Linked DNA regions of Homo sapiens: regions 2 and 3 are each linked to region 1. A link is an interaction called in ENCODE POLR2A ChIA-PET data of the cell type or tissue named here. Cell type or tissue: GM12878. All regions are shown on one strand. Links, peaks and the distances in the headings refer to the core of each region. The heading gives the core; the rest is flanking DNA.

Region 1 (10,279 bases), core at 3,708-7,707:
AGTGCAGTGGCTCATGCCTATAATCCCAGCACTTTGGGAGGCTGAGGCGGGCAGATCACCTGAGGTTGGGAATTCAAGACCAGTCTGACCAATGTGGAGAAACCCCATCTCTACTAAAAATACAAAATTAGCTGGGCATGGTGGCACATGCCTGTAATCCCAGCTGTTTGGGAGGCTGAGGCAGAACAATCTCTTGAACCCGGGAGGCGGAGGTTGCGGTGAGCCGAGATTGCCCCATTGCACTCCAGCCTAGGCAATAAGAGTGAAACTCCGTCTCAAAAAAAAAAGAATATGGTATCACCTTCAAAAACTATGAAGACAAGACAGAGAACGTAGTCCATTTAGCAAAAAATAAGACAAAAGACCAACTATATAAATTATAATAAATATAAAGAGGATAGACCATTAAAATTAGAAAAACTCAAAACCAAGTATATAATGTTGATAAGAGATTCATCTAAGTTGGGCCTGGTGGTGTGTGCCTGTAGTCCCACCTCCTTGGGAGGCAGAGTGGAAGGATCACTTGAACCCAGGAGTTCAAGGCTGTAGTGCACTATGATCACACCTGGAAATAGCCATTGCACTCCAGCCTGAGCAACATGGCAAGACCCTGTCTCTGAAAAAAGATTCCATTAAAACAGTGTCACAAAAAAGTTAAAACTAAATGGATGGCGAACATATTAAAAAAAATAAAAAACAGGCCAGGCATGGTGGCTTATGCCTGTAATCTCAGCACTTTGGGAGGCTGAGGCACGAGGACTGCTTGAACCCAGGAGTTCAAGACCAGCGTGGGCAACAGAGTAAGACCTCGTCCCTACTAAAAATAAAAAGAAATTAGCTGGGAATGGTGGCACATGCCTGTAGTCCCAGCTACTCAGGAGGCTGAGGTGGGAGGATCGCTTGAGCCCAGGAGTTTGAGGCTGCAGTGAGCCGTGATTGTGCCACTGCACTCCAGCTTGGGTAACAGGGCAAGACCCTATCTCAAAAAAAAAAAAAGAGTAAAATTTAAAAAATTAAAAGAATAAAAAACAAAAGAAAGCTGGTGTCACTGTTGTAATACTGGACAAAGAATTTAGGGCAAAGTTATTTTTACATTGATAACATACAATTTACGTTAACAACATCTGGCAATAACTCTGATGTACCAACAACACTGCATTTAAAATAATTAAAGGCTTTTAGAAATATAAGAAGTCATTCAGGGAAACATAATTTTAGAAGCAAATGGTAAAATGACTCTTCTAGTCTTTGGCAGGTCAAAGAGATAACAAAGAGGACTTAAACACCAAAATAAGGCCGGGTGCGGTGGCTCACGCCTGTAATCCCAGCACTTTGGGCGGCCGAGGTGGATGGATCACGAGGTCAGGAGATCGAGACCATCCTGGCTAACATGGTGAAACCCCGTCTCTACTAAAAATACAAAAAATTAGCCGGGCGAGGTGGCGGGCCTCTGTAGTCCCAGCTACTCAGGAGGCTGAGGCAAGAGAATGGCGTGAACCCCAGGGGGCGGAGCCTGCAGTGAGCCGAGATCGCACCACTGCACTCCAGCCTGGGCGACAGCGAGACTCCCGTCTCAAAACAAACAAACAAACAAACAAACAAAAAACCACCAAAATAAAATGAAAAAGCTATATATAGCTGGGCGCGGTGGCTCACGCCTGTAATCCCAGAACTTTGGGAGGCCAAGGTGGGCGGATCATCTGAGGTTAGAAATTCGAGACCAGCCTGGCCAACATGGCGAAACCCCATATCTACTAAAAATACAAAAATTAGCAGGGTGTGGTGGCATACGCCTGTAATCTGAGCTACTCAGGAGGCTGAGGCAGGAGAATCACTTGAACCCGGGAGGCGGAGGTTGCAGTGAGCCGAGATCGTGCCACTGCACTCCCGCCTGGGTGACAGAGCAAGACTGTATCTGAAAAACAAACAAAAACTATATACGAGTTTATATTGGATAAATAACATCTATGCTAGCACAAATTCATATCATATATTGTTAGTGAAAAAACATTTTAAAATTCCTAAAAAGAAAGAAATTAAGGCCGGGCTTGGTGGCTCACGTCTATAATCCCAGCACTTTGGGAGGCCGAGGTGGGCGGATCACCAGACGTCCAGAGTTCGACATCAGCCTGGTTAACATGGTAAACCCTGTCTCACTAAATATACAAAAATTAGCTGGGCATGCTGGCATGCGCCTGTAATCCCAGCTACTCAGGAGGCTGAGGCAGGAGAATTGCTTAAACCTGGGAGATGGAGGGTGTAGTGAGCCAGGATCGCACTGCTGCACTCCAGCCTGAGCGACAGAGTGAGACTCGGTCTCAAAAAAAAAAAAAAAGAAAGAAATTAAAGATACATCTTCTGACCTCAAAATAATAAAACTAGAAATTGGAAACTAAGAATATGAAGATTAAAAGCCTCAACTAATTTGAAATTTTAAATACAAGGTACTGAGGACAGGGAGAAACTAAATTATAATTATAGATGATTCAGATAATAACTTTAAATGTTATCAAACATTAATTTAAAAAATTGCATATTCCTTTTATTATTTATTTATTTATTTATTTATTTGTTTGTTTGTTTGTTTTTGAGACAGAGTCTGGCCCTCTCGCCCAGGCTGAAGTGCAATGGCACGATCTCGGCTCACTGCAACCTCCACCTCCTGGGTTCAAGCAATTCCCCTACCTCAGCCTCCCGAGTAGCTGTGACTACAGGCACACACCACCACACCCAGCTAATGTTTTGCATTTTAGTAGAGATGGGGTTTCACCATGTTGGCCAGGATGGCCTTGATCTCCTGACCTCGTGATCTGCCCGCCTCAGCCTCCCAAAGTGCTGGAATTATAGGCATGAGTCACCACGCCCGGCCACGCCTGGCTAATTTTTGTATTTTTAGTAGAGATGGGGTTTCACCATGTTGGCCAGGCTGGTTGGAACTCCTGGCCTCAAGTAATCCACTTGCCTAGGCCTCCCAAAGTGCTGGGATTACAGGCATGAGCCACCGCGCTCGGCCGAGTATTCCTTTTTTTTTTTTTTTTTTTTGAGACGGAGTCTTGCTCTGTTGCCCAGGCTGGAGTGCATGGAGTGCAGTGGCGCGATCTCGGCTCACTGCAAGCTCTGCATCCTGGGTTCACACCATTCTCCTGCCTCAGCCTCCCGCCACCGCGCCCAGCTAATTTTTTGTATTTTAGTAGAGATGGGGTTTCACCATGTTAGCCAGGATGGTCTCGATCTCCTGACCTTGTGATCCGCCTGTCTCAGCCTCCCAAAGTGCTGGGATTACAGGCGTGAGCCACCGTGCCCGGCCCTCGGCGGAGTATTCCTTTTAAAAGCTACAAAAATAAAACAGTTCCAAGAAAATATTAGGAAAATTTTAAAAGAGAAATTATTGTAGACAAAAGAAGGAAATAATTTAAAGCAAATTTAGGGCCCGGCCTGGTGGCTCACACCTGTAGTCCTAGCACTTTGGGGGGCCGAGGTGGGCAGATTGCCTGAGCTCAGGAGTTCGAGACCAGCCTGGGCAACATGGTGAAACCCCGTCTCTACTAAAATACAAAAAATTAGCTGGGTGTGACGGTGGGCGCCTGTAATCCCAGCTACTCGGGAGGCTGAGGCAGGGGAATCGCTTGAATCCGGGAGGCAGAGGTTGTGGTGAGCCAAGATCATGCCACTGCACTCTATCCAGCCTGGTGACAGAGCGAGACTCCCTCTCCAAAAAAAAAAAAAAAATTTAGAACTGAAAAAAGCCAGTTACCTGATTTGGAAAACACCATAAAGCAGATGAAATTCAAGTACAGTCTAAAACAGACTTAGAAGAGATTTTAATTTTTCTTCTTTTAGTAAAGTGGGGGTCTTGCTATATTGCCCAGGCTGGTCTTGAATTCATGGCCTGAAGCGATCCTGCTGCCTCAGCCCCCAAAGCTCTGGGATTACAGGCATAAGCCACTGTGCCCAGCTTTCATTTACTATTATCACTACTGGGACTTCATCAAGGGTACCAATTTAATATTAAGTATATTAAAACTAAGAGATTTCCATAACTGGAAATAACAAGTTAGAATCAGGATAGATATTTCATTCACAAGAGCAGCAAAAAAATAATATTCACAAGAATTTGACAGAATAATTATAAATTCTAAATTTCTTCTGGAAGAATAAATACAAAACTGAAGAAACAAAGGGAGGCCACCAGATAGATCACAAAGCTAAATTAGTTAAAACTATGGCTGGCATGCATTTATTCATTCAGCAAGTCTTTTTTTTTTTTTTTTCTTTTTTTGAGGCTGAGTCTCACTCTGCCGCCCAGGCTGGAGTGCAGTGGTGAGATCTCGGCTCACTGTAACCTCTGCCTCCTGGGTTCAAGCGATTCTTGTGCCTCAGCCTCTCGAGTAGCTGGGACTACAGGCATGCGCCACTATGCCTGGCTAAGTTTTGTATTTTTATAGTAGAGACTGGGTTTCACCATGTTGGCCAGGCTGGTCTCAAAACTCCTAACGTCAAGCAATCCACCTGTCTTGGCCTCCCAAAGTGCTGGGATTATAGGTGTGAGCCACAGCACCTGGCCTGTAATTTTATTTTTGAAAACACTGGTTCAATTGAAACAAAATACCTTATCCCACGATTGCCTTTACAAGGTGAATGAATGTGTCTTCTTTGTTTAAGGTCAAGATCCAAAGCTTTGGACAGTGTACTGTACTGTTCACCAGCTGACACTCAAAGGAAGATGCAGTTTTGAAGTTCACTTACCAACTTTGAGAAAAGTTTTTAGTTCCAAGGGTCGCAGCACTGGTTGTTTTTCTATACGACCGTAGGTTTCTGCTATGCTTTCTACTTCCACTTTAGGGCATTTAAATAGCTCATAAGTCCCATCTCGGTTCTGGATAAAGCTACGGGTGATTTCCAAGGGCATCTGGACACCAAGACAATACCAAAAAAAGGTGAGAGAGAAAACTTTCAAAACAGACCAATACCTGGATGACGACAAATCTTTTATTATTCCTTCTTTCTTGTTAAGTATATTCAAATGAATTACAACTTCCCTGTTTTTCAAGAAAATCCTGTCAACAAATCTGCCTTTTCTCCCTTACATCATTCATGGCTTTCCTTTTTTCTCTAAAATCTTAAATTTCCACCCCAGCCAAACTATATACCAATTGAGCCTCTAACATCTTCATGGGTACATGACTGCTGCTGGCACAGACCTGCTCTAAAATCAGTTTCATTCCTTCCCCTACTGCTCTGCTAGCAGCATTCTTCTCTTAAATTCCTTTGTTCATAGCACCTGCAGCTCACCTCACATCCTGTATGCTTCATACTGTCCTTGGGACTGAGCCAAGCAGAACTGGAACTGGATGCTGTGGTGACCCAGAGCAAATTACAAACTTCTCAGAGCCTGTTTTCTCACGGGCAAAATGCAGTTAATGCCAGGGCATGGCTGGGAGGTCAAATGAGGTGACGGAGGTAAGTAATGCCTGACAGTGAGAAGCTCCATGATGGTTAGCTCTATTCTCCCACATGCCTGCACCCTGAGTTGCTTCAGTGTCTCCCTAAATGTCATCCATTCCAGGCTAAAAACTGCCTCTGTGCCATGTGCATTTAAAGGAGTTCCTCAAGTGTTTTTAATGCCAACACAGCCCTTTTCTAGGGTTCACATGTATTTACTTTTTTTAAGAGGCAAGGTCGCTAGGAGTGGTGGCTCACGCCTGTAATCCCAGAACTTTGGGAGGCTGAGGTAGGCGGATCACCTGAGGTCGGGAGTTTGAGACCAGCCTGACCAACATGGAGAAACCTCATCTCTACTAAAAATACAAAATTAGCCAGGCGTGGTGGCAGACGCCTGTAATCCCAGCTACTCAGAAGGCTGAGGCAGGAGAATCGCTTGAACCTGGGAGGTGGAGGTTGAGGTGAGCCAAGATCACATGATTGCACTCCAGACTGGGCCACAAGAGTGAAAGTCCGTGTCAAAAAAAAAAAAAAAAAAAGAGTCAAGGTCTCACTTGGTTGCCCCTGCTGGAGTACAGTGGCACAATCATGGCTCACTGTAGCCTCCAACTCCCAGGCTCAAGTGATCCTCTTGCTTCAGCTTTCTTAGTGGTTGGGACTATAGGCACACACCACCAGGCCTCACTTTTTCTTTTTTTCTTTTTTTTTGGAGATGGAGTCTAGCTCTGTCACCCAGGCTAGAATGCAGTGGCACGATCTCAGTTCACTGCAACCTCCGCCTCCCAGGTTCAAGTGATTCTCCTGCCTCAGCCTCCCGAGTAGCTGGGATTACAGGAGCAAGCCACCACGCCCGGCTAATTTTTGTATTCTAGTAGAGACGGGTTTTCACCATGTTGGCGAAGCTGGTCTCAAACCCCTGACCTCAGGTGATCTGCCCACCTTGGCCTCCCAAAGTGCTGGGATTACAGGCATGAGCCACCTCGCCAGCCTCTTTTGCTTTCTTTCTTTCTTTCTTTTTATTTTTTTAAGAGTAGGGGCCTTTGCTGGCCTGGCGCACTGGCTCACGCCTGTAATCCCAGCACTTTGGGAAGCCAAGGAGGGTGGATCACCTGAGGTCAGGAGCTTGGGACCAGCCTGGTCAACATGGTGAAAGCCTGTCTCTACTAAAAATACAAATTAGCTGGGCAGGATGGTGCGCTTGTAATCCCAGCTACTCGGGAGGCTGAGGTGGGAGAATTGCTTGAACCTGGGAGGCAGAGGCTGCAGTGAGCCAAGATTGTGCCCTGCATTCCAGCCTAGACAACAGAGTGAGACTCTGTCTCAAACAAAAAAAAAATAGTAGGGGCCTCGCTGTGTTGCCTAGGCTGGTCTTGAACTCCTGGCCTCAAGCAATCCTTCATCTCAGCCTCCTAAATCGCTGGTATTATAGCCACCATGCCTGGCTCACATGTAAATTCTGTAGCTATCAAACAACTTATTTTTTTTTCCTGAACAGAAGAATGCCTTGCAATTAAGCTACTCTTAATGTATCAAATCACATTATGCTGAATTTTCTACTTTTTTGGAGACGAAGTCTCGATCTTGTCCCCCAGGCTGGAGTGCAATGGCGCAACCTCAGCTCACTGCAACCTCCGCCTCCCGGGTTCAAGCGATTCTCCTGCCTCAGCCTCCCAAGTAGCTGGGATTACAGGTGCCTGCCACCATGCCTGGATAATTTTTGTATTTTTAGTTGTGACGGGGTTTCACCATGTTGGCCAGGCTGGTCTCAAACTCCTGACCTCAGGTGATCCACCTGCCTTAGCCTCCCAAAGTGCTGAGATTACAGGTGTGAGCCACCGTGCGCGGCCTGAATTTTCTACATAATTCTATTACTGTAGGAAAAAAAACTCCATCTCAGATTTTCAGGATCTACTTGAAAAACATACATACATATATATTTTTTGAGACAGCGTCTTGCTCTGTCGCCCAGGCTGGAGTGCAGTGGTGCGATCTCGGCTCACTGCAAGCTCCGCCTCCCGGGTTCACACCATTCTCCTGACTCAGCCTCCCGAGTAGCTGGGACTACAGGAGCCTGCCACCATGCCCGGCTAATTTTTTTGTATTTTTAGTAGAGACGGGGTTTCACTGTGTTAGCCAGGATGGTCTCGATCTCCTGACCTCGTGATCCACCCGCCTCGGCCTCCCAAAGTGCTGTGATTACAGGCGTGAGCCACCGCACCCAGCCCGAAAAACATTTTAAAATGTGTAAGACAGGCACAGGGGCTCACGCCTGTAATCCATGCACTTTGGGAAGCCAAGGTGGGCGGATCACTTGAGATCAGGAGCTTGAGACCAGCCTGGCCAACATGGCAAAACCCTGTCTCTACTAAAAATACAAAAATTAGCCAGGCATGATGGTGCGTGCCTATAGTCCCAGCTACTCAGGAGGTTGAGGCATGAGAACTGCTTGAACCTGGGAGGTGGAGGTTACAGTGAGCCGAGATCGTGCCACTGCACTGCAGCCTGGGCAACAGAGCAAGAGACTCTGTCTCCAAAAAATAAAAATAAAAACATAAAATGTCTAGTGTGGCTGGAAGAGGCAGATTACACCTGTAATCACAGTACTTTGGGAGGCCAAGATGGGAGGACTGCTTGAACCCAGGAATTTGAGACCAGCCTGGGCAACATAGCAAGACCCTATCTTAAATTTTTTTTTTTTTTTAATTAATAGGGTGGGCCTGGTGGCTCATGCCTGTAATCCCAGCACTTTGGGAGACTGCGGCAGACAGATTGCTCGAGTCCAGGAATTTGAGACCAGCCTGGGCAACATGGGGAAACCCCATCTCTACAAAAATTAGCTGGGCATGGTGGCATATGCCTGTAGTCCAAGCTACTCAGGAGGCTGAGGTGGGAGGATCACTTGATCCCAAGAGGTGGAGGTAGAGTGAGCCGTGACTGCACCACTGTACTCCAGACTAGGCAACAGAGTAAGACTCTGTCCCAAAAAAACCAAAATTCAAAAAAAAAAGACCAAAAAAAAATTTTTTTTAAAGGGTCATTTCTCGGGCAGGCACAGTGGCTCATGCCTTGTAATCCCAGCAGTTTGGGAGGATCATGAGGTCAGGAATTTGAGACTAGCCTGGCCTACATGGTCAAACCCTGTCTCTACTAAAAATACAAAAATTAGCCGGGTATGGTGGCACGTGCCTGTAATCCCAGCTAGCCGGGGGGCTGAGGCAAGGGAATTGCTTGAACCCGGGAGGCAGAGGTTGCAGTGAGCCAAGATTGCGCCACTGCACTCCAGCCTGGGTGACAGAGCAAGACTCCATCCCAAAAATAAAATAAAATAAAATAAAAAGGGTCATTTCTCTAATGAGAACAAAGCTGTAGTTTGGGGAGGAGGGTTTAACTGTGCTGGTGCCACTGACTTCACAAATATTATATCATCTCAAATTATTTATATACTTTCTAGCTGCCTGCCAGTCAAATCTAGGACTCATCATAAGTATTAGGGGATCATTATTTAATTTATAAGAAAAATTATGTTTTTTTAATCCCAAAGGCAAAGGAAAAGTATATTCCAATTTAAGATACTTTTTTCAAGCCATAGGGAACACACATTAAAATTGGAGTCAGAACTATAAAGCCAGGGATATTTCTGAATATCTCTTAGCATGAAAAAAAGAAACTCTGGTGTCTGTAACTCAAGGAACCAGTGCAAATATAGTCCCTGTACTTGCCTCCCTCTCTTCCCTTCACAACCCTCCCACTGTTATAGAAATAAACTCTCACCTCTGGGGTATCTAAGATTTGTTTAACTTGCAGGATATTAGTGATATGCCAAGTATACTTGGAAAAGGTTCCCAGTGGCAAGGCATCTTTCCGAACAAAAGCTTCAACGTGAAAAAAGGACAAAATTAGATTACCAAAAAATAACATTTTCTTTTGTTGTATTTGTTACCTAGTTTCTAATACAGTACTATTATTTCCTTATAGATTCTCAGCACTTTTAAAAAGAAATTCTAGAGGCAAATATATAAAAGGTTTTGGTGACAAATCAGTTGATGTAGATAATTGATATGCTGATCATTGAAGGCTTTGTGCTCCAGACATGTGAGTAGAAGTCCTAACTCTGAATACTCACGGTGAATATTCCACACAGATTTTTTCCAAACATAATTCTCTATGTTCGAGACATCCATCACTATACCAAAGGGAAATCCTGTACCTGTGGTGGAGTTGGGGAGCCGTTTTTTTGCACTTCCTATAGATATTCTTTGTTGCAGGGCATCAAAAAATGACTGAGGAATGTGGAACACCAATGGTTCTGGTTTGCCTATGGGAAACAAGAAGAAACAACTCATTTAAAGAAACTCAGTGGACTTTCTGATGTACAGGGAGAGGTGAAAGAAAAGGAATCAAGGGACGGTAATAACTAAAAATACCACTGAGATTTCTTTATACAGAGGCAAAAAGAAGGCTTTGATTGACCTTTCTGGGCCAAGAACTGTCACTAGTCCTACTGTTGATCCCTTGCAAACATAAAAAACACAGTGTAGCCTGGGCAACAAAGAAAGACCCAGTGTCTATAAAAAAAAATTTTTTTTTTGAGATGGAGTCTCACTCTGTTGCCCAGGCTGGAGTGCAATGGCATGATCTCGGCTCACTGCAACCTCTGCCTCCCGGGTTCAAGCAATCCTCCTGCCTCAGCCTCCTGAGTAGCTGTGACTACAGGCGTGCACCACCACGCCTGGCTAATTTTTGTATTTTTAGTAGAGATGGGGTTTCACCATGTTGGCCAGGCTGGTCTCAAACTCCTGACCTCGTGATCCACCCACCTCGGCCACCCAAAGTGCTG
Region 2 (10,279 bases), core at 2,893-6,892, 66 kb before region 1:
CAGAAGTGGGTACCATGCCTTCTGGGAACAATAAGCACAAATCCAAATCAAGGCAAGAGGGGATATAAGCTTGAACCCTCAAACACCAAGCCAAATAGTCTTTGAAGAATCCCTGAAATGCTGGGTGAAGCAGTTTGAATGCCCTATGAAAAGCAGGTCTTAATACCAAAAATTAGGCCAGGTGCAGTGGCTCATGCCTGTAATACCAACACTGGGAGGCCGAGGTGGGCAGATCACTTGAGCTCAGGAGTTTGAGACCAACCTGGGCAACATGGTGAAACCTCGTCTCTACAAAAAAAAAAAAAAAAGAAAAAAAAATTAGACAAGTGTGGTGGTGTGCACCTGTAGTTCCAGCTACTTGGGAGGCTAAAGTGGGAGGATTGCCCTGCACCTGGGAGGTCGAGGCTGCAGTGGCCTGTGATCATACCAATGCACTCAGCCTGAGCGACAGAGCAAGACCCTGTCTCAAAAAAGAAAAAAGAAAGAAAAGTAGGCCTCAGACTTTCCTGAACCTCCTCCCCACTGCATCTTATACTGGGCAAAGCTGGCAATAATTTGTAAAATAATGATTTAGGCAGCAAGGCATAGGACGAATTGCTACTTGGAAAGATGAAAAGCAAGAATAGCAGTTGGCAAACTACCTCAAGGAAGAAGCAGGTTCTAATATAGGCTGGCAAGTGGTATCAATAGGAATGCAAGGAAAGGAACTAGGCAATGGCAGAGATATTGAAACTGGGTGTGGAGGCCAGAGGAAGATGTAAAAAGGGGGAGCAATGAATTCAGGCACGGTGATAGAAGTATATGCAGACAGAAATAGTCAACAAGTAGCTAGAAATAAGACTGAGGTGAAGTCAAAGCTGCATAGGAACAGAGGTAAATGAGGGGAAGGGACTAGAGATGGAGTTTTGGGGTATTTCGTTGGGTTGAAGGACCTAGTTTTCTTATTCACTGGGTACCCTAGTACCTGTCACCATACCTGACACATAGCAGGGACTCAGTAAATATTTGTAAAGTGTATATGGAAGAGGCAGCCAGTGAGGACAGAAGGAATAGTTGAAGCAGCAGGAGAGAAATCAGGAGAGTGCCCTTGAGAGAAGTCAAGGAGGAACAGTCCAGGGCTGACGGAGTGACAATAATGCTGTAAGGAGGTTATTTAACAGATTTGATTGAGCAGCTACTGTGGGCAAAGTACTCTGAACTACATCGTGCTGTTGTGGTGCGCTTGGAAGATGTCTAGTAGCTGATTATAGTTAAGAGTATGATCTGTGGTAAAGGGAGGAAGAGGAGGTGAAGGAAGCCGTAAAATTACTTAAGGCTAAATTATCACCAGCATTGAATGCCGTAACAAAGGCTTTGAGCGTCATACTGAAAATCGGTGGTCTCCAAACATTTTCTTAAAGTATAGGCCTTCCATAGCAAGTCTTTAGCATATGTCTTTATAACTTGTTTATTTATAAATTATATATGTATGCTAATCCTTATGCTTGTTTATAAGCTATATATAAGCAGAATCCTAAATATTATATACATTATAAACACAAAAGTTAAATATTACCAGTTTAAAAACAAATGAAATCTGAATCAAAGACAATTTTTTTAATTGAAATCTAAACTATTTATTTACTTATTTATTTTTGAGACAAAGTCTCTATTGCCCAGACTGGAGTGCAATGGCATAGTCTTGGCTCACTGCAACCTCTGCCTCCTGGCTTCGAACAATTCTCCTGCCTCAGCCTCCCAAGTAGCTGAGATTACAGGTGCCCACCATTACACCCAGCTAATTTTTGTATTTTTAGTAGAGACACGGTTTCACCATGTTGGCCAGGCTGGTCTTGAACTCCCAACCTCAGGTGATCAACCCACCTTGGCCTCCCAAAGTGCTGGGATTAGAGGTGTGAGCCACCACACCCGGCCTAAATTATTTAATTTATTTTGAGACAAGGTCTAACTCTGTCATCCATGTTGGAGTGCAGTGGCACAGTCACGGCTCACTGCAACCTCAACCTCCCCGACTCAGCTGATCCTCCCACCTCAGCCTCCTGGGTAGCTGGGACTACAGGCATGTGCCAACACGCCCGGCTAATTTTTGTATTTTTTTGTAGAAACAGGGCCTCACTATTTGCCCAGGCTGGTCTCAAACTCCTGGGCTCAAGCAATCCGCCCTTCTTAGCCTCCCAAAGTGCTGGAATTACACATGTGAGCCACCGCCCCTGGCCAAAATCTAAATCTTAATAGTTTTTGTTGTTGTTGTTGTTGTTGTTGTTGTTGTTGTTGTTGTTGTTGTTGAGACTGAGTCTCGCTCTGTCTCCCAGCCTGTAGTGCAGTGGCATGATAGCTCACTGCAACCTCTGCCTCCTGGGTTCAAGCGATTCTCCTGCCTCAGCCTCTTGAGTAGCTGTGATTACAGGTGCGCACCACCACGCCTGGCTAATTTTTTGTATTTTTAGTAGAGATGGGGTTTCACCACGTTGGCCAGGCTGGTCTCAAACTTCTGACCTCAGGTGATCCACCTGTCTCGGCCTCCCAAAGTGCTGGGATTACAGACGTGAACCACCACGCCCAGCCAATCTTAATAGTTTTTTTATCCTTTCTCCCCAGTCCTTTCAGACACCAAAGGAATTCTGGGGAAGACAATTTCACTGGAATGAGTATGTTTGGGGAGCAGAATTTCAGAAGAGTGATGCGGGGAAACCAGTTTGCAGGAGGAGAGGAGGGCATAGTGGGTGAGGAAATGGAGGCAAGGGTGTCCACTGCTCAAATACTTGATGGTGCAAAGGAGGAAAAGAAATAAGTCAAAAAGTTGGCCGGGCGCTGTGGCTCACGCCTGTAATCCCAGCACTTTGGAAGGCGGAGGCAGGCGGATCATGAGGTCAGGAGATCGTAGACCATCCTGGCTAACACGGTGAGACCCCGTCTCTACTAAAAATACAAAAAATTAGCTGGGCGCTGTGGCGGGCCCCTGTAGTCCCAGCTACTTGGGAGGCTGAGGCAGGAGAAGGGCGTGAACCCGGGAGGCGGAGCTTGCAGTGAGCCGAGATAGCGCCACTGCAGTCCGGCCTGGGCAAAAGAGCGAGACTCCGTCTCAAAAAAAAAAAAAAAAAATTAAGTCAAAAAGTTGAGCAGTTGAGCGGGAAAATATTGTTTTGTTTTATTGTTTTTGAAAGGAACCTCACTAACAGGAGATAATAAGGAACCAATAGTAAGCTGAACGTTAAAGATACAGGTAAGAGAAGACTATGGCTCTAGCCATAGTCTGTTGGACTGCTGGAATTTAACTCTGTCCCCTCTTCCATAGGGACTTGCATCTCAGAATTCCTCTCCTTTGTCCTTTCTCTTTGGGGCAGCTTGAGCATGTCCTGTCCTCTTCTGGATGGAGGACTGGAAATTGATGAGGCCCCTATGCAGTTGCTGATTCTTGTCACTGCCCTGTTCCTGCCTCCAGCTGTTAGGCCATAGCCACTGCCATAGTTGGGAAGAGCTGGAACAGGTTGACAAACACCTGTTGTGTCATAGCCATAGTATTTGTATCATGTGTTTAGAAGGCTGGTCTCCCCCGGTCCCCAATCCCCTCCCTTGCCCCACTCAAATATAGACACACACACATGCACACACGTACATGACCACCACGAGCTCTCCTCCAGCCAGTAGTTTGGACAGTGAATCACCACTCTTGGGTTCACCCCTAGAGCAGCTACTTACTCCCTGTGACCTGAAAAGTAAGCAGTATTTACCAAGAGCTTCAGGTTTGTGAGTTGAACCCACCTCACCCCTTGCTACTCTTGGCTACCCCAAGTGGTGAACCACATACTGTCCAGCATCCCTGGGCCTGCCACCTCCTGCCAGTGAGACAGCGCCCAGTCAGACATACAAATAGGCAGTCACAGCAAGAGAAGCCTTCCACTACCAAGTCCTCTGCTCACCTCACCTAGCCTGGCCACCTGAGGGGCCTTCCTAAAATTCAGATCTAAACACATGTGTCCCCCGATCAAAGGCCTTCAAGTCCCACCTCACCCCCATGGTCTATGAAAGAAAACCCAAACTGTTCAGCACAGTTTTCCAGGCCCTTGAACATCTGTTCCCCACCAGCCTCACCAGTGCAAGGCCTAACAAGTCTCCTGCCACTACCTTCAGCCTTCCATACAAAATAACTGGCAGTCCCCCCAAAGTCATTCTGTGTGGGCATCCTTGCCTGTGGGACATCATTGTTTCTTCACTCTTCTGATCCTGGCTGTGCTCTTCTTCCTTACCTCCCTGGGGTTCTGGGGTTCCTGTTCTTTGAGCATCAACATTCTGCAAGGAAAATCACACTGTGCTGAGAATTGGGAGACCTGAGTTCTAGTCCTGGCTCTGGCATCAGCTCACTGGGAGAGCTTGGACAAATTCCTCCCTCTTTCTGGGTCTTAGTCCTCCATCTGAGAAGACGGGATAAGTTCAGACCCATGATTCTCTGGCTGCCTTGGAAAATAAGGCTTCCTTTGTGGGCACCCATCCCAGCTTCTGCCTCCTGCCACAGGGCTGACTTCTGACACACAGGCCTTCTGTAAATACTCTAACAGAGAAAAGCGGAAGTTGACAAAAAACTGGCAGCAACAAGCCCCAGCTTGGCATTTTGGGTAACTATTCATAGGCACTTGATTGAGGAGGAAGTAGAAAGGAAGAACTGCAGTGAGATTTGCTCGGAACATCCCTGATCTATTATTGTGCCTGTCGCTTTAGACTTTTTCTTACTTATTTATTTTATTTATTTATTTTTAAGACGGGGTCATTCACTCTGTGGCCTGGGCTGGAGGACAATGGTATGATCACAGCCCACTGCAGCCTCAAACTCCTGGGCTCAACCAATCCTCCTGCTTCAGCCTCCCAAGTAGCTGGGATTATAGGCTATCACTTTAGACTTTGAGGGGAAGATGTAAGGACAGTAGAGGGGAAGAAGACAGACACTCCAGAGAAGGTTACACACGAGGAGAAGTTAATCCCTAAAAGCAGGCCCAAGCCCTCGCCCCTCCTTTCCCCTGCCCTCCTGCCCTCAAAGCAAGGGCTTTGGGAGAGGGCTTGGCTGCCCTGATTTTCCCCTATACCTTGTGTCCACTGAAGTAGGGAGATAGTAACTGTGCTGCCCTCCTTCTCCTCCCAGGGGTGGATTGTGCCTCCAAACATCTGCCACTGGGCTGAGTGAGCCTTGGTAGGGAGCTGAGACCACCGTCCTTCAGCGTCAGCAAACTCATATCATGTCAGCTAGCCACTCGAATGGTGCAAGATGCCAAACTGGTTATTCCCTGAGCAGTTCAGTCACAGTAAGGTGACTCTAAATGGACGGTCTGCACATTTTTCATCTTGTCTGTAATGACTTTTATTGCTCAATTGTTCTTTTTTATTTTTTTATTTTTTATTTTATTTATTTATTTATTTATTTATAATTTTATTTATTTATTTATTTATTTTGAGGCAGGGTGTCACCGTATCGCCCAGGCTGGAGTGCAGTGGTGTGATCTAGGCTCACTGTAACCTCCGCCTCCTAGGTTTAAGCAATCCTCCCACCTCAGCCTCCCAAGTAGTTGGGACTACAGTCATAAGGCACCACACTGGCTATTTTTTTGTATTTTTAGTAGAGACAGGGTTTTACCGTGTTGCCCAGGGTGGTCTCGAACTCCTCCAAGCGATCCACCTGCCTCAGCCTCCCAAAGTGCTAGGATTACAGGTGTAAGCCGGCGTGCCCAGCCTGCCCAATTTTTCAGTCAAGAAAACATACATGAAGCCTGGCACGGTGGCTCACACCTATACTCCCAACACTTTGGAAGGCCAAGGCAGGAGGATCAGTTGAGGCCAGGAGTTCGAGACCAGTCTGGGCAACATAGTGAAACCTTGTCTCTATTATGTTTAAAAAAAATAAAAATGTAAAGGCCAGGAACGGTGGTTTATGCCTGTAATCCCAGCACTTTGGGAGGCCAAGGCGAGATGATCAGTTGAGGCCACGAGTTCGAGACCAGTCTGGGCAACATAGTGAGACCTCATCTCTATTATATTAAAAAAAATAGGGACCAGGCATGGTGGCTCATGCCTGTAATCTCAGCACTTTGGGAGGCCGAGGCTGGCGGATCACGTGGTCAGGAAATCAAGACCATCCTGGCTAATACGGTGAAACCCTGTCTCTACTAAAAATACAAAAAATTAGCCGGGCGTGGTGGCTGGTGCCTGTAGTCCCAGCTACTCGGGAGGCTGAGGCAGGAGAATGGCGTGAACCCGTGAGGCGGAGCTTGCAGTGAGCCAAGATTGCGGCACTGCACTCCAGCCTGGGCTACAGAGCGAGACTCCGTCTCAAAAAAAAAAAAAAAAAAGTACAAAAAATTAGCCGGGGGTGGGGACGGGCGCCTGTAGTCCCAGCTACTCCGGAGGCTGAGGCAGGAGAATGGCCTGAACCCGGGAGGCGGAGCTTGCATCGCGCCACGGCACTCCAGCCTGGGCGATGAAGCGAGACTCCGCCTCAATAAATAAATAAATAAATAAATACATAAATAAATAAATAAATAAATAAAAATTTAAAGGCCAGAAATGGTGGTTCATGCCTGTAATTCCAGCACTTTGGGAAGCCAAGGCTCGGGAAGATTGCTTGAGCCCATGAGTTTGAGACTAGCCTGGGCAACATGGCAAAACGCTGTCTCTACAAAAAATACAAAAAAAAAAAAAAAAAAATAGCTGGTCTTGGTAGTGCACACCTATGGTCCCAGCTACTTGGAAGGCTGAGGTGGGAGGATCACCTGAGTCCCGGAGGTCCAGGCTGTAGTGATCCGTGACCATGTCACTGCACTCCAGCCTGGGTGACAGAGACCCTGTCTCAAAAAAAAAAAAAAAAAAAAGAAAGCAATATATGTCTTTATAGAGCATACATGAATATCTAACACATATAAAAATCCTTATTGCTATTAACATCCTCTATTCTTTGTTGTATGCATATATAAATATAATACTTTTCAATATATAGAGATGCAGTATATATATATATATATATGCGCATATATGTATAGAGAGAGAGAGAAAGTGTGTGTGTGTGTATATAAATATCCCCCTTTTTTTTTAAGACAGAGTCTCGCTCCATCACCCAGGCTGGAGTGTAGTGGTGCCATCTCGGCTCACTCCAATCTCCATCTCCTGGGTTCAGGTGATTCTCCTGCCTCAGCCTCCTGAGTAGCTGGGATTACAGGTGCCCACCACACCGCCTGGCTAATTTTTGTATTTTTAGAAGAGATAGGGTTTCACCATGTTGGTCAGGCTGGTCTCAAACTCCTGACCTCAAGTGATCTGCCCACCTCGACCTCCCAAAGTGCTGGGGTTACAGGCGTGAGCCACTGCGCCCAGCCAAATTCACCATTTTAAAGTGTACAATTTAATGGTTTTTAGTATATTCACAAGATTGTGTAATCATCATCACTCTCTCATGCCAGTCATTTTCATCACCCCAAAAAGTAACCTTTGCACCTATTACCAGTCATTTCCATCCTCCCTCACCTCCAGTCCCCACCCCCGAGTCCCTGGCAAGCACTAATCTACTTTCTGGCTCTATGGATTTGTTTATTCTGCACATTTCATATAAATAGAATTATATAATATGTGGCCTTTTGCATCTGACTGCTTTCATTTAATATAAGTTTTCAAGGTTTGTCCATGTTGTAGCATGTATCAGTACCTATTTTCTTCTTTTTTTTTTTTGAGACGGAGTCTCGCTCTGTCACCAAGGCTGGAGTGCAGTGGCACGATCTCAGCTCACTGCAACCTCTGCCTCCCAGGTTCACACCATTCTCCTGCCTCAGCCTCCTGAGTAGCTGGGACTACAGGTGCCAGCCACCATGGCTGGCCTAATGTTTTGTATTTATTTATTTTTTTAGTAGAGATGGGGTTTCACCGTGTTAACCAGGATCGTCTCGATCTCCTGACCTCGTGATCCGCCCGCCTCGGCCTCCCAAAGTGCTGGGATTACAGGCGTGAGCCACCGCACCCAGCCTTCTTTTCTTTTAATGGTTGAATATATTCATATTCAAGTGTGATATGGTCATACAATATATGGTATCACATGACCATATGACATTTTATTTAGCCATTCATTAGTTGCTGGACATTTGTATTGTTTCCACTTCCTGACTATTATGAATAATGCTATGGTGAACATTGAACATTTGTGTACAAGTTTTGTATGGACATATGTTTTCATTTCTTTGGAGTATATACCTATCAGTGGAATTACTGGGTTATGTGGTAACTCTATGTTTAACTTTTTGAGGACTGCCAAATTTTTTTCACAGTGGCTCTATCATTTTACATTCCCACCAGCAGTATATGAGGGTTCTAATATTTCTACATTCTTGCCAACACTTTTTTTTCTTTTTTTGGGATAGGGTCTCACTCCTGTTGCTCAGGCTGGAGTGCAGTGGTGCGACCTCTGCTCACTGCAGCCTCAACTTCCCGAGCTCAGGTGATCCTCCCACCTCAGCCTCCCAAGTAGCTGAGACTACAGGCACGCGGCACCACACCTGGCTAATTTTTTGTATTTTTAGTAAAGATAAGGTTTTGCCACATTGCCCAGGCTGGTCTCAAACTATCTGCCTGCCTGCCTTAGTCTCCCAAAGTGCTGGGATTACAAGCTTGAGCCACTGCACCTGGCCACTTTTTTTTTTTTCTTTTTTTTACTGTAGCCATCCTAGTGGGTGTAAAGTGACACCTCATTGTGGTTTTGACCTGCATTTCCCTAATTGAGTATCTTTCCATTTGCTTATTGGCTGTTTATATATCTTCTTTGGAGAAACATTTATTAAAATCCTCCCCAACCTGGGCAACATAGTGAAAACCCATCTCTATTAAAAATTAAAAAATTAAAAATTAAAAAAATTTAGCCAGGTGCCATGGTGTGCGCCTGTGGTCCCAGCTACTCGGGAGGCTGAGGCAGGAGAATTGCTTGAACCCGGGAAGTGGAGGTTTCAGTGAGCCGAGATCACGCTATCACAATTCCAGCCTGGGTGACAGAGCGAGAATCCATCTCAAAACAACAAAATAAAATAAAATCCTTTGCCCATTTAAAAAATTAAGTTGTCTTTTTATTATTGCGTTGTAAGAGTTCTATATATATTCTATATACTAGAACCTTATTAGATATATAATTTGTAAATATTTTCTCCCGTTCTGTGAGTTGTCATAACTTTCTTAATAATGTCCTTTGAAGCACAAAAGTTTTTAATTTTGATGAAGACCAATTTTTTCTTTCTGTTTTTTTGGTTGTGGTTGCTTGTGCTTTTATTGTCATATGTAAGAAACCATTCCCTAATCTAAGGTCACGAAGATTTATACTCATGTTTTCTTCTATGAGTTTTATAGTGTAAGAACTAGAACTATAAAAATCTTAGAAGAAAACAAAAATATAAATCTTCATGACCTCGGATTTAGGTCTTTGACTCATTTTATGTTAATTTTTGTATATGGTGTAAGATTCCAGATTTGTTCTGTTGCATATGGATATCCAGTTGTTCCAACATTGTTTGTTGAAAAGACTATTCTTTCATTATTTTATATTTTTTTCCTATTTTTTACCTTAATAAATTGTGAACATTTTCACTACAATAAATACTACAATTTTGTGCGTTTTTTTTTTAGCCATATGTTATTTTTTTAACCTCTCTCCTATTTAATGCATATTTGTTTGTACATTTTGCTGTCTTTCTTTCTTTTTCTTTTCTTTTTTTTTTTTTTTGAGACAGAGTTTCGCTCTGTCGCCCAGGCTGGAGTGCAGTGGCACGATATCAGCTCAGTTCAAGTGATTCTTATGCCTCAGCCTCTCCGGTAGCTGGGGCTACAGGCACCCGCCACAGCGCTCAGGTAATTTTTGTATTTTTAGGAGAAATGAGGTTTCTTCATGTTGGCCAGGCTGGTCTGGAACTCCAGAACAGACAACGGAGGCCGGGCGCGGTGGCTCACGCCTGTAAGTAATCCCAGCATTTTGGGAGGCCGAGACGGGCGGATCACTTGAGGTCAGAAGTTCCAGACCAGCCTGGCCAACATGGTGAAACCCCGTCTCTCCTAAAAATACAGAAGAGTAGCTGGGCGCGGTGGCGGGTGCCTGTAGTCCCAGCTATCGGGGAGGCTGAGGTGGGAGAATCGCTTGAACCCGGAAGGCAGAGGTTGCAGTGAGCCGAGATCGCACCATTGCACATCAGCCTGGGGGACAGAGCGAGACTCCATCTCAAAAACAAAAGAACAAAATCAAATTATTCAAAAGAGGAAAGCCTTGATTTAAGGG
Region 3 (10,279 bases), core at 3,289-7,288, 1.4 Mb before region 1:
TGTTCCCTCTGCTAATGTTACTTCCTGAGTGTAATTCCATCCACTGACAGGCTTCCAGAAGTTAATGAAAATCCTTGGCCTGCCCATCCTTTCCTGTGCCCGCCATTCTTCCTATCTTCCTTACTGCCATCTATTTGGGGAAAGCAGAGAGATAAAGGAGTGTTTGGCTTGCCAACTTGAATGGGAAGGCCCAGATTGTTTCATTGTTTGCTTTTACTGAGACTTGGTTATCATTCTCCCTTTTCAAAAGAAGAAAGAAAGATGAAATAGTGGAGGAGGAGAGCTGCCCAGCAAGATTCCCTCTGGGACATCCATGTAACCCTCTTGGAACATACGCTAATGCTATGGAAATGATTCTTAACTCTTCATTTTGTGGCTTCTTCCAAAATGCAGACCATTCAAGGTAGATGGGGACACTGTGGTGAGTCAACTTGATGGGGAGGGGCTCTCAGAGCTCCTGAGTTTGCCCTAGATTATATCTATCCTTCCCTGAAGCTTGGGTGGACATCTTTCTCTCTAAGAAGATGAAGAACATGGGTCCCTTTGCCTTCATAAGTTTGTGAAACTGAAATTTCAGTTGTCCAGCACAAGCAGATTGAGAATGTATATACATCGTTTTATTCAAACCTTCAACCACATGATGTTATCTTGAGGTAGCACTTACACTGGTGAGAAACCACCGTGGGATCTTAGGGTCATCTCAGATAGGCGTCCTTATTCTACTGTATAAGTTTTCTGAACCAAACTTCCTTCATTGTGACATGGTTTTGCCACAGCTGGTCGTTCTCTTTACTCTTTGATCCTGGTTGAACGATTCATGTAGATTCTATCTCTCTTTAAATGTCAGAATGTGACATTCAATATTTTTCGCAGTATTTGTTTTATGTGTATTCCTTAATGTTTCTGTTTTAGTTAAATACAGTCACACATCATTTAACAATGAAGATATGTTCTGAGAAATAGGTTGTTAGGTGATTTCAGGTGATTTCATTGTGCAAATGTCATAGAATATACTTACACAAAACTAGGTGGTACACACCTAGGCCATATGGTACGGGCTATTGCTCCTAGACTACAAATCTGTATAGCGTGTTACTGTACTGTAGGCAATTGTAACACAGTGGTAAGTATTTGTGCATCTAAACATATCTAAACATAGAAAAGGTACAGTAAAATACAATATTATTATCTTATGAAACCACTACTGTATATGGGATCTGTCATCAACAGAAATGTCTTTATGTGGCACATGACTGAATACATCAAACCTTAGGTTCATTGCTGTGTGAATCAGGGACCTCTATGTTAAAAGGCACAGTATGGGAGAAGCATTGTGATCTGGCCCAGGGTCAGGATGTTGAGGCTTTTACTGGCTCTAGAACTGAGTCAATTCAATCTTTTCTTTTTAAGCTTTAGACACTTCCTCTGCAAAAGACGATAACTTAATCACAGCCTCTGACAGGTTTGTGGAGTTGAGGCTTGACAAGGGTGTTAGGTAAAAACTGCAGTCTTGCATATGTGAAGCCAAAGGTCTGAGCTGTGAGCAAACCTATCATCACCGCTATTGAGTGACAGCAGTCACTCGGCCTTTCACATTCCAACTTAAAAAGCAGATGCATATTCCTATGGCTTTTCTTTGTATAAACACTATCCATAAAGCAATGGCAGAAAAGTTCTGGTTTCTTTAAAGTGGGAGTGAAAACTAAGACATATTTTAAGGTGTTCCAAGTGTAGGGGTTTTTATGAGTCCCCCTTCCACTTACCCACATGTGAATTGACATATTTTTGCCAATATAAATTTATTCTTCCTTTCCAAAGCCATTAACTTAATATTCATAAAAAGAGCTCTGTTTTTTCTTTTGCACTCATATTTCATTGGTTTAAGTAACCCACTTTATCATATAATTAGAATAGTAAGTACGGTTTATATCATCTTGGAATGCATTAGCTGGGCAACAGATAATTCACTTGGTGGGAGTAGAAGTAAATGGTGTACTACCAGCTGTGAACACTCAGCAGCTACTATGCACTCATCAAAGAGTGTTATAAAGGGTTACAGAGAATTGGGAACTTAGTTAAGGGCAGATTTGTTAAAAAAAAAAAAAAGTATCTTCTTTGCCAATCAAATGTGTCCCCTCAAAGTAGACCTCTAGAGCCTGGCTACTCAAAGTCTGATCCAGAGACCAGCAGCATCACATCACATTTTCTTTTTCTGGAGGATCTAAGGGGAGAATCATTTTCTCACCTTTCCCAGCTTCTAGAGGCTTCCAGCATTGCCTGATGGCCCCTTTCTTCCATCTTTCTGAACTTTGTTTTGTACTCACACTTTCTACTTCTACAGTCAAATCTCTTCTTACCTCCTTCTTATAAGGGCACACTTGGATAATCCAGCATGGCATCCCCATCTCAATATCCTTGACTTAATCGCATCTGCAAAGTACTTTTACCATATTGTGAAATAATAAGAAATATATAAGTGTGTGTGTGTGTGTGTGTATGTATAGATAGATAAATAGATAGATACCTAGACAGATAGATAGGTACATAGATACCTAGATAGATACATAGATAGAGATATTTGTCTCTGACCCTGGTTCCTGACATAGAGCTCCTAAACTTTTCTAATTCCCTAAGTGGTACGGGTACTAGCAGCATCATTTGTTCTAACATTTGGTCTTTGAGTCCAGTTCCTGACACAGAGCTCTTAAATTTCTTGGTATTTTCTGGGTGATAAGAGTGTCTTTTATTCAAATGAAACAACTCTTGATGAGGCCTTGGATAGCTTTAGGATAGGGGCTTGTCATCAGAAAGACAAGGCCATGATTAGAAGCTTAGCACTTTTAATTCCCAACCTTCATTCTCTGGGGAGGGCAGAAGAGCTAGAGATTGAGTTAGTAATAGATCAAGCCTACATGATGAAGCCTCCAAGAAAAAAAAATTTCCCTCAAGTATGGGTTTTGGAGAGCTCTGGGGTTGGTAAACACATCCATGTACCAGAAGTGTGGTGCACCCCAGCTCCACAGGAATAGAAGCTCCTGCACTCAGAGCCCTTCCAGACCTCATCCTATATACCTCTTTATGTCCTTTATTATAAAAGAAAATGGCAAACACAATAAGTGTCTCCCTGAGTTTTTTAAACTATTCTAGCAAATTATCAACCCCAAGGAGAGGGTCATGGGAGCCCCAGTTTATGGCCAGTCTGTTAGAAGCACAAGTGAGAACCCTGGACTTTTGACTGGTGTCTGAAGTGGGGGCAGTTTTGAAAGACTGCGCCCTTCGTCTGTGGCACCTGATGCTAACTCCAGGTAGATAGTGTCAGAACCGAATTGAATTGTAGGACACCCAGCTGGTATCAGGGAATTGGTCGACATGGCAAAAAAAAAAAAAAAGAAAAAAAACCCCACAAAACAAACAAACAAATAAGAACAACGCCCACATTTTGGTGACCAGATGCAAAGTGTTGAAAATGTAGAGGAAAAAAATAACTTTTTTTTTTCTATATACATGTAAAGGAACACATTCTCATGTTCTAGGGATTAGGATGTGGATATCCTCGGGGGCTGTTATTCAGCCTACCACAACTTTGCTGTCAGATACCATTTTAAGGTAACTTAATGATTATTAACACTACTGTTTAACAAGTGCCTGCTATGACCCAGGCACTTTACATATACATGAAACCTACTTCTTATAAGAATACCCCACAGTAGATATTATCACCCTATCCATGTAGATGAGAAGTCTGGGGTTCAGAAATCCCAGTAATGACAGAGCAGGGGTTGGTACCCAGACCCCCATGGGTCCCAGCCTCTGACCTTCTCTTGGTACCTGACTCATGCCACCATCATAATCACCTGTTTTATTCCCAAACTCAGAATAAGGTACGCCTATGTCCAGGTTTGTCCAGTGACCTGTCGCGTTCACTGATCTAAAGTCCATGCTTAAAGATTTCCTTTTGAAAAGGAATCTTTAATGTTACATGAAGACCAAATTGATGGTTTCGGTAAAAAGCCAGAGCAACTTCCTGTGCACTATCAGCTGACTGATCAGGGTTCTTTTCTAGAAATCACACACCCAGTCAGGGAAGGTCTCCATCTTCAAAATTACAGGAGTTAGACAGAAATGCTGTCCCTTGGCAGGAAGTGGCTTGAGAGATGCCACTCTAATGGGCTTCCTTGATAAACTGTGCCTTAAGGGTTTAGTGGAGCCATGGGATGAAACTGGGAAAAAACAGGAATTGCAGACATAGAAACATTTCAGTCAAAAAAAAAAAAAAAAAGAAAAGAAAAGAAAAGAAAAAAGAAAAAAAAAAGCTCCTATACTTGCTCTGGAAACTTTACTCTGTACAGAGATTAACTTCTTCTTAATTATGTAGCCATTATGTAGCCATAATCACTTTGTTGTTGGTATCATCCAAAAGGACAAGTTCTGGATGCATAATGGCTGCAGTCTGTTTTTTGCCTTTTCTTCACCTTCCTGATTCCCAAAGTCCTACAGTAAGGTGGGCAAAAATCTATGTAGTTTTAAAATTTGTAGGCTATTTTCTAATAGACTTTCTCTACGCTAGATGTTTTGGGGCATTTGAAGGTGATCCCAGTAGATTCCTCTGCTTGACCAAAATTATCTTTCAAAACTGAAATCGATTTTTATCTGGTGTCAGGATTATAACTCCCCCCTCTCCTACCTACCCCTTACCACAACACAACTTCCTTTCACCTGGGGAGTCTAAGCTGATCAAACTGCATGTGCCATTGTTTGCACACGTACTGGGCCACTGGGCAGGCAAGGAGGGGCTCCTTAAACCACACCAGAGGTTTTTGGTCCAGAACTGGTCACCACCCTCAGCATGTCACCATGCAGTGCTTTGTGGACTGAAATCCATCTGTACTCACAGATGTGGCTGAACGCAGAAACACTCAAAGCACCCCCAGACTCCAAAGCCTTACTGTGGCATAATATCCTCATTGCTTTTTCCCTCCTTATGTCCCTGGAGCTACACATGAAACTTCTTGGGGGCAACTTCAACTAATGCCAACTTGATTAACATTGGAAATAGTTATGTTTCAAATAAAAATGTACACAAGTTTTAATTGCACTGGCTACCTCAAATTTTCTGAACAAAGCTTTTTTGCATAAGAGATAAAGGTTGGTGACGCCTTTTATGAAATTGGTCCAAACTCATCAGAACTAGCAATCAAAAATTAATTCCTTGTTTTATTTTGAATTTTATACTTCATTGTAATGATCGTATTGTATATTTCTGAGCATTAGGTTTGCAACAACTCATGGATAAAGTATGGATTTCTGACCTGACCTGTAAGCAAATTACTCCTCCATTCCACACCTCTTTTCTGTGAAAAGGGATGACTTAATCTCTGCCCTATTTACATACAAAGTCATGATGACAGTCATGAGAAGGAATTGGATTTGAAATGGCAATGAAAGTCAAAGTGTTATCTTTGCCAGTGTGTGGACTCAGTTTACATTAAAGTTACAGGTTCCCACCAGCTCCTCCTCTCCCCAGGAGGTCTGGTGTTCTACGTGTAATCACTCAAGGTGAACCATGACTTTCATATCAGCAGTGAAATCAGCTGCTCTAGTTATTTCCTGTTCTGGCAGCACCCTGCTGAGCATCTCGTGATTTCAGGAGAGTAGAAGCTGGGTGGTGGAGCAGTCCAGGTTTGTCTTAAAAATACAGTTCTCCAGCTGTTGTATTGGATTTCCTCTCACAGAAACCTAAGGTCGACAGAGGATTACAAATTTGCCTTTCCATAACTTGGATCCCTTGCTCTTCTCTAGGTGTCGAGATTATAACTCTCTCCTTTCCTACCTACTCCTTCCCACGACACCACTTCCTCTCACCCAGTGTGTCCAAGCTGATCAAACTGGGTGTGTCATTGTTCGCACACTTGCTGGGCCATGGGGCAGGCAAGGAGCGGCTCCTTAAACCACACCAAAGGTTTGTGGTCCAGAATTGGTCACCACCCTCAGCACCTCAGCATGCAGTGCTTTGTGGACAGACAGCGTCCTTTCTCACTCTTTTGAGTGACCCTCCCCAGCTGGCTCAAGTTGGCCTTGCAGCCTGATAGGCCTTTTAAACAAGGAAAGGAAGGTCTCTCAGCACACTTTAACTTACTAGTTATTCAGCTTATTTTCTTAATAAGCCACAAGCTCTAAGGGCTCTTCAGAACTCCTAATTTCAACACTGGAAATTATTTTCTTCTCTTTATTAAGAATTTGCAGCCAGGCGTGGTGGCTCACATCTGTAATCCCAGCACTTTGGGAGGCCAAGGCAGGTGAATCACTTGAGGTCAGGGGTTCAAGACCAGCCTGGCCAACATGTTAAAACCCTGACTCTACTAAAAATGCAAAAATCAGCCAGGCATGGTGGCACATACCTGTAATCCCAGCTATTCGGGAGGCTGAGGCAGGAGAATCGCTTGAACCAGGGAGGCGGAGGCTGCAGTAAGCAGAGATTGCACCACTGCACTCCAGCTTGGATGACAGAGCGAGACCCTGTCTGAAAAAAAAAAAAAAAGAATTTGCTACATTCCAGACACTATATTGAGTGCTTTTTATATATAAGAAGTAAAGCTTAAAGAGGTTAAGCAACATGCCCAGGGTCACCCAGGCAGTGAGCTGAAGAGGTAGGATTTGAACCCACTCTGGCTCGAGGGCCCATGTCTCACCCTAGCTCAGGCTCCTGAACCTCCCAATTTTTCCCCATCAAGCTGGGCACATGAGCCCTCAAGGACAGCTTTGCAAAGCACCATGCAAAGTGCTTGAGGCAAATACGAGTGTCACTTGGTGCAGACACCCTCAGGCCAAGGTCAACAGCCACATAGGCTCCCCACTCTCCAAACGGGAGAGGTGCGCTAGGTCTGGAGTTCAGCTGGAAACACGTGGGCCTGTGCTCCAGCAGAGGGCTCCCATCACCTCTCTGCTCTCTTTTTTTATGAAGCAAGGGTGACAGCGCCTCTGTTTTGCTTCTTGAACCGGCCATTCCAGTGCTCATTTAGATGCACCGGTAATGGTTCATAGGAGTGTAGAATATCCAGCAAATTCCACGATGCTGGGTGTGGTCATGGGAGGCAGTGGTCATAAATGAAGTTCTTGCTGTGGGATTGTCAGGGAATCCAGCACATGACAAAGGGAGTTATCCATGATCATAGTAGTCTGTGATCATTCCCTTGGAAGAGACAGACAACTTCATGCCTTGAGAATGTTTTCAAGAAAGTGAAGTTCCCTAATCGGGGGCAGGGAGCCTATAAAGTTAGCCTTCTAGTTGTGGGCCATGCCACATCCTGGTGGGATGCAGCCCAGCTCACTCAAACCACATGCCGCTTAGCTGGTAAGCAGTCCATCTCTGTGTCACATAGATTCCCTGTTGGGCTTCCCAGTCCTTGGTGGCTGTTTCATGACTGTGCTGAGTCCTGCAGGCCTCTATGGTCTGTTGTATAATATTATGGCTCCTGCATCCAGAGGCTTCTTGGGCTTCTTCATTCCAAATGCTTTTCTCAGAAGCTGTCTTTTCTGTGCGGCACAGTCCCACACTGCTAGCTGAGAGGATGGGGACTGTGAGCACCTGCTAACTCTTCTATCCCTAGTCCCAGCCTGTGGAAGTGATGGCCCTGGTGTTTTCTCTAGCAGAGTATACCAACGTGGAATGAATGATGCCTGACTAGGCCTGCAGAAGGGGTCAACCAGGCCCTTCAGGGTGGTTTATTTCATTTTGGAAGGAGGAGGAGAGACCCTAATTGTTCAGGTGTAGACACATCTGATACTGGGAAATGGGTGATGTGGGAGTAAATCTCTCTCTCTCTCTCTTTCTCTCTCGGTGGGGCAGGCTCTCACTCGGTTGCCTTGCTGGGGTGCAGTGGCACCATCTCAGCTCACTGCAGCCTGGACCTTCGGGCTCAAGTGATTCTCCCACCTCGGCTACCTGAGTAGCTGGGACTACAGGTGTGCCACCACGCCCAGCTAATTTTTGTCAAATCTCTCTCTTCTTTGAGGTCTGAGTATGACAGGACAATGGCCTCCATTGATGAGCCACTGGGGCCAGAGAGCAGAACCATGCAGCTGAGAAGGACCGTCAGATGAGTGACCTCTGGAGCTCTCTGGACAGCCTGGAAGAGTGGCTTCTTTCTTCCAGGGAGAAAGCCTCAGTCTCTCCTGGACTGGGCCCCAAACTCTCTGCACTTCACACTGGACTGGCCCTGAACTCTCCAGGTGTTAAGGAGCTGACATTTTCCCCCAACTCTCTAAACATCTGGTCTCTAAGCTTAGACTACCTGACACCTAAATCTATAATGTTTATTTATCCTGAGCAAAACCTCTCTCATACTAGCCCCTCTGCAACAGCAGACAGCTGCCTCACTGGGGAAGCTCCACAGTGCATGACCTCTGTGGGATGCTAAGAGGATGGGACTATAGCCACCTGCTGACCCTCAGACCATTACCAATTGTATTTGCTGATGTTCTTCCTGAGCCACTCTGAGTGACAAAAAATATTTAAGGTTGAGGAAAGAAGCCTTTGACATTATTTAACTATGCTCCAATGGACCTCTGCCCTAAACACCAGACTCAGACCCAGCTGCCTACTGGGTGGCAGTAGGATCTCCATTTGGAGATGTTTACTGGGCATCTTTGGCCTAATGCAGGCCTATCTCCAGCCTCTGTCCAGCCTGCTCCTTCCCTGTCTTTCCCATCTCAGCAAACGGGACCTTCTCCTTTCCATTTTCTCAGGCCGTGCTCGACCTTGTCATTTTTCCCTTGACTTCTCTCATTCTGTCACGCCTGTCATCCAACCCGTTGGGAGAGCAGATAAGATTGATCCAGGATATATATGAAGTATTGGCCACTTCTCATCACCTTCTGGCTACCAGCAGAGCCTTTGCTGGTCTATATTGTGTTGCTTTTCTACAATTTAGAAAAACATCACCCCCATGACTGAATGGGTGGCAGAGCCTTTGAGTAGAGAACGATACTCCTTCCTTGGATGGCTGAAGCCCCACAGTTAGACTCTGGGCTGATGCTCAGTGCCCTGACTAGACTCCAGCCCCACCTATCCATGAGGCTGGTGCCTTGCTCCCTGCATCACCTGCACAATCATGCGCAGTGAGCTGAGCAGGCCACGCTGGTGCAGACCTGCTGTCTCACTCACCTAGACCATTGCAGTCAGCTCTAAGGTCTCCGCTTTTACCCTTGCCCTACCACCTTTCAGTCTGTTCTCAATGCGAGGCCACAGCGATCTTTTATTATTTTATTATAATAATAATAATAATTATTGAAACAGAGTCTCTCTCTGACACCCAGGCTGGAGTACAGTGATGTGATTGTGGCTCACTGTAGCCTCAAACTCTTGGGCTCACACATTCCCCCCATCTCAGCCTCCTGAGTAGCGGCGATTACAGGTGTATGCCATCCTACCTGGCCAATTTTTTTCTTTTCTTTTCTTTTAGAGATGGGGCCTCAACTGTGTTGACCAAGCTGTTTAGAATTCCTGGGCTCAAGTCATCCTCCTCAGCCTCCCAAAGTGCTGGGATTACAGGCATGAGCCACCATGCCCAGCCTGATTATTTAAAAGTATACATCAAATCAAGGCACTCCTCTGCTGTAAACCTCACTCTAAGCAAAAGCCAAAGTTCCAGCAAAGTCCTATGAAGCCCCATACAATTCGTCCCCTATTACCTTGTTGACCCATCTCTTGTTATCTTCCCCTTCCTCCTTTTGCTGTGAACACAAGACCTCCTTGGGGTCTCTTGAAGTGCTAGGCCTCCTCTCACCTCTGGCAGAGCTCTTGCACTCACACCTCCATCTGCTGGAAGGTTCTCCCACATAGGTTTACCTGGCTCATTCTCAACCTGGCTTAGGTCTTTACTCAAATGTCACCTATTCTGTGAAATGTCACCTTCGCTGTCCAACTATTTAAAAATGCAATCTCCCTCCCCTCTCCCCTCAATCTGACATTTCTTTCACCCCTTCCCGTAGCACTTTTTCTTTTTCTCCACAGCCCTTACCACCATCTAACACGTTACATTTATTTCACTTATTTATTTTCTTGTCTCTTTCCTCATTAGAACAAGCTCCACAAAAGCAGGCGTTTTCATCTGTCTTCTTGTTGGCTGTGTTCTCAGCACCTAGAGCACTGCCTGATCCCTAATAGGTGAACGGTTCCTTTATATTTGTTGAATGAATGAGTGGCAGGAGGCAGAGTGGGTCTATTATGTGGAAATATATGAGATTGTTCTTGCCAGTCAAAAGCTGTCAAATATTGGCA

What was found. ChIA-PET counts read pairs that join two places held together with the same protein. Peaks named below come from ENCODE experiments on the same cell type or tissue, not always from the same donor. Only the 100,000 strongest peaks of a DNase experiment are listed, where the experiment ranks them.
Region 2: POLR2A ChIA-PET joins it to region 1 with 6 read pairs; 12 of 35 experiments call an interaction of 5 or more read pairs at or near these places.
Region 3: POLR2A ChIA-PET joins it to region 1 with 5 read pairs; 1 of 35 experiments calls an interaction of 5 or more read pairs at or near these places.

What each region holds. Positions count from the first base shown.
Region 1 is chr2:70,155,879-70,166,157 of GRCh38, forward strand. It overlaps C2orf42 (chromosome 2 open reading frame 42), which reads right to left. Exons shown (of 10, transcript NM_017880.3): 7 at 9,650-9,757; 8 at 9,214-9,314; 9 at 4,747-4,909. Among named protein-coding and RNA genes, the nearest start is that of C2orf42, 30 kb to the right of the region's middle. RefSeq lists an enhancer at 5,162-5,211. In GM12878, for the core only: no CTCF peak of the experiment used is centred there; DNase peaks (open chromatin) are centred at 5,343 and 6,046; H3K4me3 peaks cover 815 bases; H3K27ac peaks cover 2,950 bases.
Region 2 is chr2:70,090,770-70,101,048 of GRCh38, forward strand. LOC124906022 (a long non-coding RNA gene) reads right to left here and starts at 4,551. Exons shown (of 2, transcript XR_007086868.1): 1 at 3,617-4,551; 2 at 3,124-3,478. RefSeq lists enhancers at 4,444-4,683, 4,854-4,963. In GM12878, for the core only: no CTCF peak of the experiment used is centred there; a DNase peak (open chromatin) is centred at 4,577; H3K4me3 peaks cover 481 bases; H3K27ac peaks cover 1,933 bases.
Region 3 is chr2:68,716,055-68,726,333 of GRCh38, forward strand. It overlaps a transcript of ARHGAP25 not described here. Among named protein-coding and RNA genes, the nearest start is that of ARHGAP25, 14 kb to the right of the region's middle. In GM12878, for the core only: no CTCF peak of the experiment used is centred there; a DNase peak (open chromatin) is centred at 5,605; H3K27ac peaks cover 220 bases.